2 separate regions of the Homo sapiens genome follow, and region 2 is linked to region 1. Evidence: chromatin contacts called from ENCODE Hi-C or POLR2A ChIA-PET data. All regions are on one chromosome and are shown on one strand. The core of a region is the stretch at or near the end of the contact, and the rest is flanking DNA. Distances in the headings are between cores, read along the strand shown.

Region 1 (4,477 bases), core at 764-3,263:
AATTTATTGAGTATTTAATAGGTGCTGGGAAGTTCTTTTCATGCAATATCCCATTTAATCCACAAAATAATGTTAATTAGACATTGCTATTCTAATTTCAAAGAAGACACTGTGGTTTAGATAGATTAAATAATATTTCCAAGTTAGACAGTGATAAAATCAGAATCATAAAGCCCAGGTCCGACTACAAAGGCATGTCCTTAACCACTAGAGTGAAACACACTGATGAAGAATATCACATTTTGGACTTACCAATGTATTTTACATTTAAAATTCCTGACTATTTTAGGAAGTGTTCTTTAATCCTGCTGAAATTTTATTATAAGCTGAGACTATTAGAGATGAACCCAAATGTTAAAAAGAAAGCAACATGATACAAGTACATATTCAATCAGACACACATAACAGAAATGAATGTATAGAAATGCTTGGTAAATGTATCTGAGAATAATGATTGGATATGTTTTGAAATATAAATTAGGAGGAGGAAAAGGCATTTTTGGCAGATGAATCAGAGTGAACAAAGGCACGGAGATCTGAAACAGTTTGAAATTTTCAGGAACTCAACTCATAATTGCTGCGTGAGTGGGCAAGTTGTGAGTGAGTGAATGAGCAGAAAAGAGATGGATGGAAAGAGAAAGAGAGAGACTCTGTTGTCACGGACCAGATCATGGAATAGTGAGGCATTTAAGAATTATCCTGAAGTATAGACAATAAGTAATCACTGTTTGTCAGCAGGATGACAACATCCTCTTATTATATTCTTGTTTTTGATGTGGGAGGATGGGTTAGGATGGGACAAGGTTGCCAAACCAGAGATTCATAGACCCGTTAGAAAGCACCCTCATAGCATACACTTAAAGATACACACAAAGAAGAGAAAAATCATTCTAGCTTATAACATTTGTCAAAGAAACAAAGATGGACATATTTAGCTATACTTGTTCACAAGTTACATAAGTTTTCACTTCTAGAGGAAGCTCTACAAGAAAAACAAAGAATTCCTTATTTCTCATTAACTGAATGAAGGTGCACTGGCACTAATTATTGCATACTGGTATTTTTATGTATCACCTTACTGCAAAATATGTACAGCCTTTTTACTTATAATAGTTTTTACTCCATTAAGCATACTCAAACATGTTACCCCTCATAGCAGATTTACCACTGGTCTAGAATCAAACATCTTTGTTTCTTATGTCTGCTGCTATGCACTTTTCCCCAACTTTGTCAGGGTTCTATACATACGTAGGTTCCAAGTAATTTGAATTTGATGAACATTTAACCTCCGCCCCTGCCAAGATAGCAGCAGTTTTTGTAGCCACCACCAGAAACAAGTTGCCAGGAAGATGTGGTGGTTGCAGCACAGGGATATCAGGTCATCGGGTCAATGGTAGGGATCTAAAGTTTGGGATCATAATCTGGGGCACTAATTTTTGATCCCACACAGAGAGATGTCTCCAAAGTGGCAAGAGGAGCCTGCTCCCTCAGCTCACTGCATAACTGGCTGCACTTAGATTTCAGGAGACAAGAATATTATCCGGACCGATTGCTAGGAATTGAGAGTGGATAGAACAGAGAGGCATTAAACATTTTAGAGTTTAAATGTTGCTGCGCTGTAGGAGCCTGAAACAGGGCTGCCTGCATAGTGAGAAAGTAATGCTCTGAGAGGGAGCACTTACCTTGGCACAGCAGCCTCTGATAGGATGAAATGTGAAAACAAAGCCTTCACCAATTCTAAAATAGGAAGATGCAGAAGAAAAAGATTCAGGTATTGAATAGATGTGAGGAACCCACTTTCTAAACCTAGAAAGAGTGACTGGGTACAGATTGCCCCACTGCTTTCAAGCTGAAAGCCAGGATAAGATGACAGGAGAGCCCTAGGCACTAGGACCACATCTGCATCTGATGTGGCACGAGGCTGCTTCGTCCAGCACCCTGGGACTAGGGTGCCCATCACCTTCCTGGTGAACATGGCAGTGATTTTAGGCACACTGAGCTGTGAAGACCTTTGGATTCTGAGGGCTTTATAGAGTACCAAGACTTTCCCTACATATCTGCCAAGACCCAAGAGAAAAGAACCTTGACAATGGCAGTTCAGTTCTCTTGTGGGATCCAAGAGAAATTTCCATTTGCCCATTGTGGTGATCTTAATTGTTTTATATGTTATTAGTTCCATAGGAAAAAAAGGTCCACTTATGACCACGCACTTTGGAAAGAACCATATTTTTTGACAGATGAAGAGAAAAATGTACTGCAGTGAAATCTCTATATACAGACTTTCGAATATTCTTCCATCTTTGGCTTACTTGAAACAGGATGATCATGCAAGTGCTCCAAATGTGATATTGATGCCCAAAGGAGACTGATATTAGTACATTTTAGTACAAGTTTAAATGACAGTTTTTGTTTTAGATACTTATGTCAACTTGTTCACTAAGTAAATTTATCCTGATGGAATTATTGTCACTTTGTCAGCTGCCCATGGGTACCATTTGACCAATAGTTCACATTCTGGTACAAAGCTCTAGTGTACTAAAAATCACTTCTTCTGTAGCCGGCAGAACTCTTAAGTTGCCCTCTCACAAAGAAAAGCTATCAGATTCACTGTGATTTGATGCAATGGTAGATGAATATATTAAAAGTTATAAACAGTTCAGTGTGGAGAGCCACACATGTTTATGGTAATTAAGCAAGCAGCCTTCAGTACAATTTCTCTTACAGGACTGAAGTATGAAAACCAAGTAGTAGCAAATAAAAGTAAGGCATCTCTTTCAAGTCTCTGGCCTTGATTTATCTCCAAGTCTCAGAAAAACTGACTTCTCTAAAATGTATTATTTTATATTAACCACAATTTTTCAACATGGTTTTAAGCTGCTGTGATATGGTTGTCACTGAGGGGGACCACATTTCTCCTCCAAAGATAGAAAATGTCCATCTACTGTGAGAAGATTCTGTGAGTTACTGTGACAATCATTTTTGACTCCTGGAGTCAACATTTTATACAAGCAATTCTAGAATGGAGATATTTAGCAGATAAACATTGGCTGTATTCTGGGACATGTTGACACGATCTTATCCTAGAATTCAGCTGTACAGGCTTTCCTTGGAGTTTTTTTTTTTTCCTATACCAATTGGTTTCAGGTTGAAGTCTTCTGCAGATTCCTGTTCAATACATACGGGAGGCAATAGGGAAACTCCAAGAACCTGTGTGTTGTGCCTGAGGTCCCTTGGCTATCTGCCTTCTTCTTTCGGAGTCCACGTATATTTGTTGTTATGTCCACTTTTTTTGTTGTTGTTTGTTTTTATTATAAGGAGCATTTTATTCTTTATTATTGTTCTCTGTTGGGGTTGACACTAGTTCTGTTTGGGGCACACCTCCACACTTTGGCCATTACAACTCGGTTTTAGCTGTCAATTGTTATTGGGCAGACCCTGAAGGTCATTCAGAGGTGAAATCTTAGGGCCTTCTCAGGCCTTTTCTGAGCATGCATTCTGCTCTGGATATACACCTGGCTTTCTTTGTTTTCTGGCATACACCTGAGTTATAAAAAAATCCCTTATTTTCCAATGTACCTTCTTCCCCAACCTATTTTCTTCCCAATCTTTTCTGTCTGTTGCTTGTTACCACTTTTATCCCTAGACCAAGACTGCTGCAACCAATGCTTTTGCTTTTAACTGCATTCAGCAAATGGTACCTAGGAAGCTACCCCAGCCCTGGGAAAACTTCCATTCAAGAAACACAAAGGTAAGCCCTTTAGTTGGCTTCCAAATGGTTAGAAAATTGTAACCAGTTTTCTTTGAGAATAAGGTTCATATTGCTCTTTCTCACGCACATTGTTAAATCTGTGCCAGAAGTGTGGGTTGTTATCTTCACAGCTGACACCAATCTGGGAAGTGAGCGAGGATAGGTGGGTAGTTTAAATGCCCAAAACTCTGTTACTGCAATGTGGCAGCTTCTGTTTTCATTAATCTTCCATTGTTTGTTTTAAACTTTTGGCTAGAATCCATAGTTAAACAAAAGCTAATTCTGACAGTTTTTGCCATCTTATTAGTTGTTTTTTGTTTTTTGTTTTGTTTTGTTTAAGACAGAGTCTTGTTCTGTTGCCCAGGCTGGAGTGCAGTGGTGCAATCTCCACTCACTGCAAACTCCGCCTCCCAGGTTCAAGTGATTCTCCTGCCTCAGCCTCCTGAGTAGCTGGGATTACAGGCACCGCACCACCATGGTGGCTACTTTTTGTATTTTTAGTAGAGACAGAGTTTCACCATGTTGGTCAGGCTGGACTCTAACTCCTGACCTCATGATCCACCTGCCTCGGCCTCGCAAAGTCCTGGGATTACAGGCATGAGCCACCATGCCCGGCCTTGTTAGTTGTTTTTATGGAGCTATGAAGAAATGGAATTCCTTACTTCATTTTTTTAATGGTGTGTTTTTTATACTTATATGTATATGTGTGTGTGTGTGTATATATTTACT
Region 2 (4,477 bases), core at 923-3,422, 49 kb before region 1:
TGGAGAAGGCCTTTCTGCGGCCCTCCCCAGACTGGATCCTCAAGATGGCCGCCAGGATGCGCGAGTAGGAGACCAGCACCAGGCAGAGCGGCCCCACCAGGATGAACACTGAAGCAGCAAAGATGACCACCTGGTTGAGCCAGGTGTCAGCACAGGCCAACTTGAGGACAGACAGGATTTCACAGAAGAAGTGGTTGATTTCATGGGGCCCACAGAAGGGCAGCCTCAGGATGAGAACCACATGGACCAGGGCCAGAAGGGAACCACATGCCCAAGAAGTGACAGCCAGGACTGTGCACACTCCCCATCTCATGATGACAGAATATTGCAGAGGGTGGCAGATAGCCATGTACCGATCGTAGGACATCATTACCAAGATGAGACACTCAGTGTGAGCAAAAGCCATGTATAAAAAGGTCTGCATTGTGCATGGGACAAAGGAGATTGTTTTTCTCTTGTTCAAGCCAAGGTTTGTCAGCATCTTGGGGACATTGTTGGAAGCATACGAAATATCAATGATGGCCAGGTGTGAGAGAAAGAAGTACATGGGGGTGTGCAGTCTGGAGTCCAGCCAGATGAGCCCCAGGATGGCCCCATTTCCCAGCAGGGTGAAGACGTATAACAGGGAGAAAAGCCCAGAGAGGAGCATCTGAATCCTTAGGCTGAGTGGAAATCCCAGGAGAATGAATTCTGTGACCCATGTCTGATTTTTTGTCATGCCCTTGTGACAGTACCTGCGTTGGACTCTGCTGTGGCAATGAGCTATGTGCTGAGGAGCAAATGCAGATCCGGATTAGTCAGTTAACAGAAGGAGGGGGTTTATGGTGCACACAGGGTGCTGACTCAGTCAGCAAGGTTTTTCGGAGCCATTATGCCAAATCCTTTAATCCAGAGTAAAGCAGAAAATAAATTTGGTTCAGAGAACTAGTGTAAATGCAGACAGGGTGATGTATACTATATCCAGTCCCACAGAATTTTACTTAACTTGGATTGCAAGACCCACATTTTTGCTATCAGAAGGGCAGCCACAGAGTAAGTTGTTTTTCAGAATGGCTAGCCATTTTATTTTAGAGTAAGGATCACAGCCATGTTCTTATGTGTTTTACTTTCTAATTTATTTACTTTGCATATTTTCCCCCACTTTCTCTTCCATATTTGGTTTTCAATTATTTTGTAATTTGTGCAGAGTGCATTGCACATGCAGGTGCTCCAGTAAATGATTAGAGAAAATACGTAAAAGCATGAATTAGGAAATGAGGTTTACAAATGCAATTTCAAAGAGGTTTCCTTCCCTGTGTTTACTAGTTTTAGGGAAAATAAAGCTTGCATTAAATGTTTTACTTCCTGAAGCAACTCAGGAAAATCTGGCTGTTTCCCTTTGCATGCAAGCCAAGAAAGTTTGCCATCACTAATCCAGCAAGCATTCACTGAAGTCATTTCTGATATATGGCCAGGGCAAGTGGTTATCTATGTGAAGAGTTAACAGGATAATATTCTGATTCCTGCCTTCACCCCACCCCTTTGCAGGGCTGCTTCCCTGGTTCTTACCAGGTGCTGTTGCTGGCACAATGCCCACTACACTTGTTGGATGAATTGATGGATGGATGGATGGATGGACGAATGAAAGGCATTACGTTAGGAATAACATTCAAAGAGCATATCCTAGATTTCAATCAAGTCTTCAGACTCTTCTTAAATTTTCTCTGCTTGTCATTCCCCCAACCACATAGCCACAGGGGCTATAGAAAGGGGAAACCAGGATGTTTCATAGAAGTACACAAATGTTAAATGATCAATGCGTCATTCTCAATGTGCAGCTTATGACTCCACCTCTGCAAATGCTAACTCCACCTTTAGCCCAGGAAACTGTCTGCCAATAAATTACCTCTGTATCTCCCATTCAATGTACTGATTTCTGGAGCCCTGCCTTCATCCAGACCCTAGCTTCTCTAAACTACCAGACTTTGCAAAAGACCCTTTACTCACTGTGGTATCAGGCCTGGTCTTGTCTCAGAAATATAATTCTATTTAGAGAAATTGTGCAGAGATCACAGGAGCTTTTGAAGGCCAGAGCTGAGGATCTTGCTCCCACCAGCAGCCCCTGAGAGAAGGAATTTCCAGATGCAGGAGTTGTCTCTCTTTTCTTAGCATAGGCTGATGCAGACTGCAGCCTGCTCTCTGGGAACACCAGCAGTATAGGTTTTATGGTGGGGTTATCTCCACTCAAGCCTTCACGGATTGTCCCTGAGGACAAGGTAGAGTCCCTAAGGGAAACAGGATACACAGCAGTCAGACTCTGTGTCTACCAGAACAAACAAAAGTAGTTTATCCTCCTGTCTCCATTTCTCTGGGCCCTGGGGATGGGCATTCAGAAAAAAAAAAGCTGGCAGGTGATGGCTTAATAACCAGCTGGATCTCTACACATAAAACTCTTGTAGTAACAAGAGCATGCATTCTCCAGGGGCCACATTGCAAATTACACCCCGTAAGTATTTGGATTGTGATAAGTTCGTGGATCTCAGTCTTGCCCTGGATGGATTAAATGGAGCTTGGAGGAGGCAGAGCATCATGCTTCTGTCATAAATGCTTGAAAATCTTCTCCTTCTTAGTTAATTCTAACTTGGTATTGATAGATTAGAAAAAAAATACTTCTATCAACCCTCCCACACTGTGGTGAGAAAGATTGAGGCCTTTCCACATAGTACCTGAGATTTGATATAGGGTGTAGGAAATAAGAGAAGACAGAAGCCAGAGTAAGGCTGGCCTTGAAGAGGTGTCATGGGAGAAGCCCTGGTGTTTCAAGGGCAGCAAATGTGTAACTCACACCTTCACCTTTACTATGATATACTCCTAAAGTTCAACAAAACTTTTGATATAATGATGCCTCAGGTGTAAGGGCTGTGTTTATATTCACATAATAAAGCATAGACAGAGGATGCCTTGAAAATGTTTCTGATTATCCCCTTTATGTGTACGTCCCTTATGTGTATATGTATTATGTATATATCTGTGTGTGTGTGTGTGTGTGTGTGTGTGTGTGTGTTTGCTGGTTGGGCAACATTTTAGAGAGAAACATCCAAATCTCGTTTGTCAGAACACACTGGGTTCTTTACTCCAGAGAGATGTAGGTTGTTAATGTGTGAGCTAACAGGGGAGACTCGGAAATATGCCTATCATTTTGGCTCACAGACTATAAAGGTTTCAAAGCAGGTGTATTTCTATGCACAGAATAAAGAAGCTCAATGAATATTTGTCCTGAAATCTCTGGAAGAATAACAAGAAAAGTTTTGTAACTATGGACAGTGGTTAGAAAAAATAGCTGAAGCACTTAACAAAAATAAAGTAAGCTTACTAACTACCTAAAACTGGAGGACTAAATAAAATATTGCCAGGATGCTTTTCAATTATTCATATATTATCTACATATAGATATTTTATATCCACAATTATCCATGTGTAGATACTGAATAATTAATCATTCATTTATTAATTCGCTCATTCAATTTACATTTATTGAGCATCTGCTCTGTGTGGGATCATCCTAGACACTGGAAAAGCAAACACTAGTGAGATACTGTCTCCATCTTCCAAGAGTTTACGGTCTGCCTACAAGTGAGCCATGCAAATAAGCGGTGTAGGACCTGGGATACACGTGTGCACAGTATACTGCAGGCAGCAAGGAAAGGTGGGGTAGATCCTTCTGAAAGTGGATAGGGAAAGGCTTTGCTGTGGATGGAAAGTTTAGACACTCTTCAGGAAGACATGCCAGGCTGGACCTCACCTATTCAATTATGCCTGAAGTGACATCTGAGTCTGGAGATTTAGAAGATTATAAGTTATTTTCCCATTGGTACCGGAGGAATTAGGTCCAATCTAGGAAGGCTTTGACTTTGCATGGAGGAGTTAAGAGATTTCAGTGAAAATTGTAAAACTGAGTAAGAATAATAAAGAAGTAACCACAAGAAAAAAAGACACACCAGGATGCACCTTAAGGTATAAGGAGGGCACAGCAATAAAACCAATAATAATACTGGGAAAGAGGTTCAAAAATGAGCTTCTGTTGGACTTCATTGGAAATAAAGAGTAGAACGATTTGACTAAGATATGTTATTACAAAGATTAATGTTTGGTTAATGTGAAGGATTGTTTAAAAGAATGAGATTGGATACTGTGAGCCCAAGCTATCTGTAGAGTCTGCATTTTCAAGTGACAGTGAGTACCTGAATTGAGATGGTATCCATGGGGACAGGCTGGAGGGAATGGGTATGGAACATGTGAAGGAAATGTAATTATCAGCATTCAGTGACTTGGTGTGTGGTGAGGAAGCCAAGCAGAGCTGGGGTGCTCCCCAGGTTTCTGGTTTGTGTGCTCCCCAGGCTTCTGTTTTGTGTGGCTGTATATAAAGTGTTTTCACTCAATTATATGAGGAATAACTAAGGAAGATATTATTTAAAAGCAAAAGTTAAAAAAAGAATAT

Evidence for each region. Hi-C counts contacts between places; a loop is a spot of excess contacts on that map. ChIA-PET counts read pairs that join two places held with the same protein, here RNA polymerase II (POLR2A).
Region 2: a loop to region 1 is called in a map of CD4-positive, alpha-beta memory T cell, with 7 times the contacts of the local background. The contact joins the promoter of OR2A5 here to the promoter of OR6B1 in region 1. A Hi-C loop is called at or near these places in 2 of 168 maps with a recorded cell type or tissue (CD4-positive, alpha-beta memory T cell and HCT116). POLR2A ChIA-PET finds 5 or more read pairs at or near these places in 2 of 52 experiments (WTC11 and activated CD4-positive, alpha-beta T cell).

The regions. Positions count from the first base shown.
Region 1 is chr7:143,997,856-144,002,332 of GRCh38, reverse strand. OR6B1 (olfactory receptor family 6 subfamily B member 1) reads right to left here and starts at 2,013. Exons shown (of 2, transcript NM_001005281.3): 1 at 1,683-2,013.
Region 2 is chr7:144,046,643-144,051,119 of GRCh38, reverse strand. OR2A5 (olfactory receptor family 2 subfamily A member 5) reads right to left here and starts at 2,172. Exons shown (of 2, transcript NM_012365.2): 1 at 1,987-2,172; 2 at 1-769. The coding sequence starts at 718.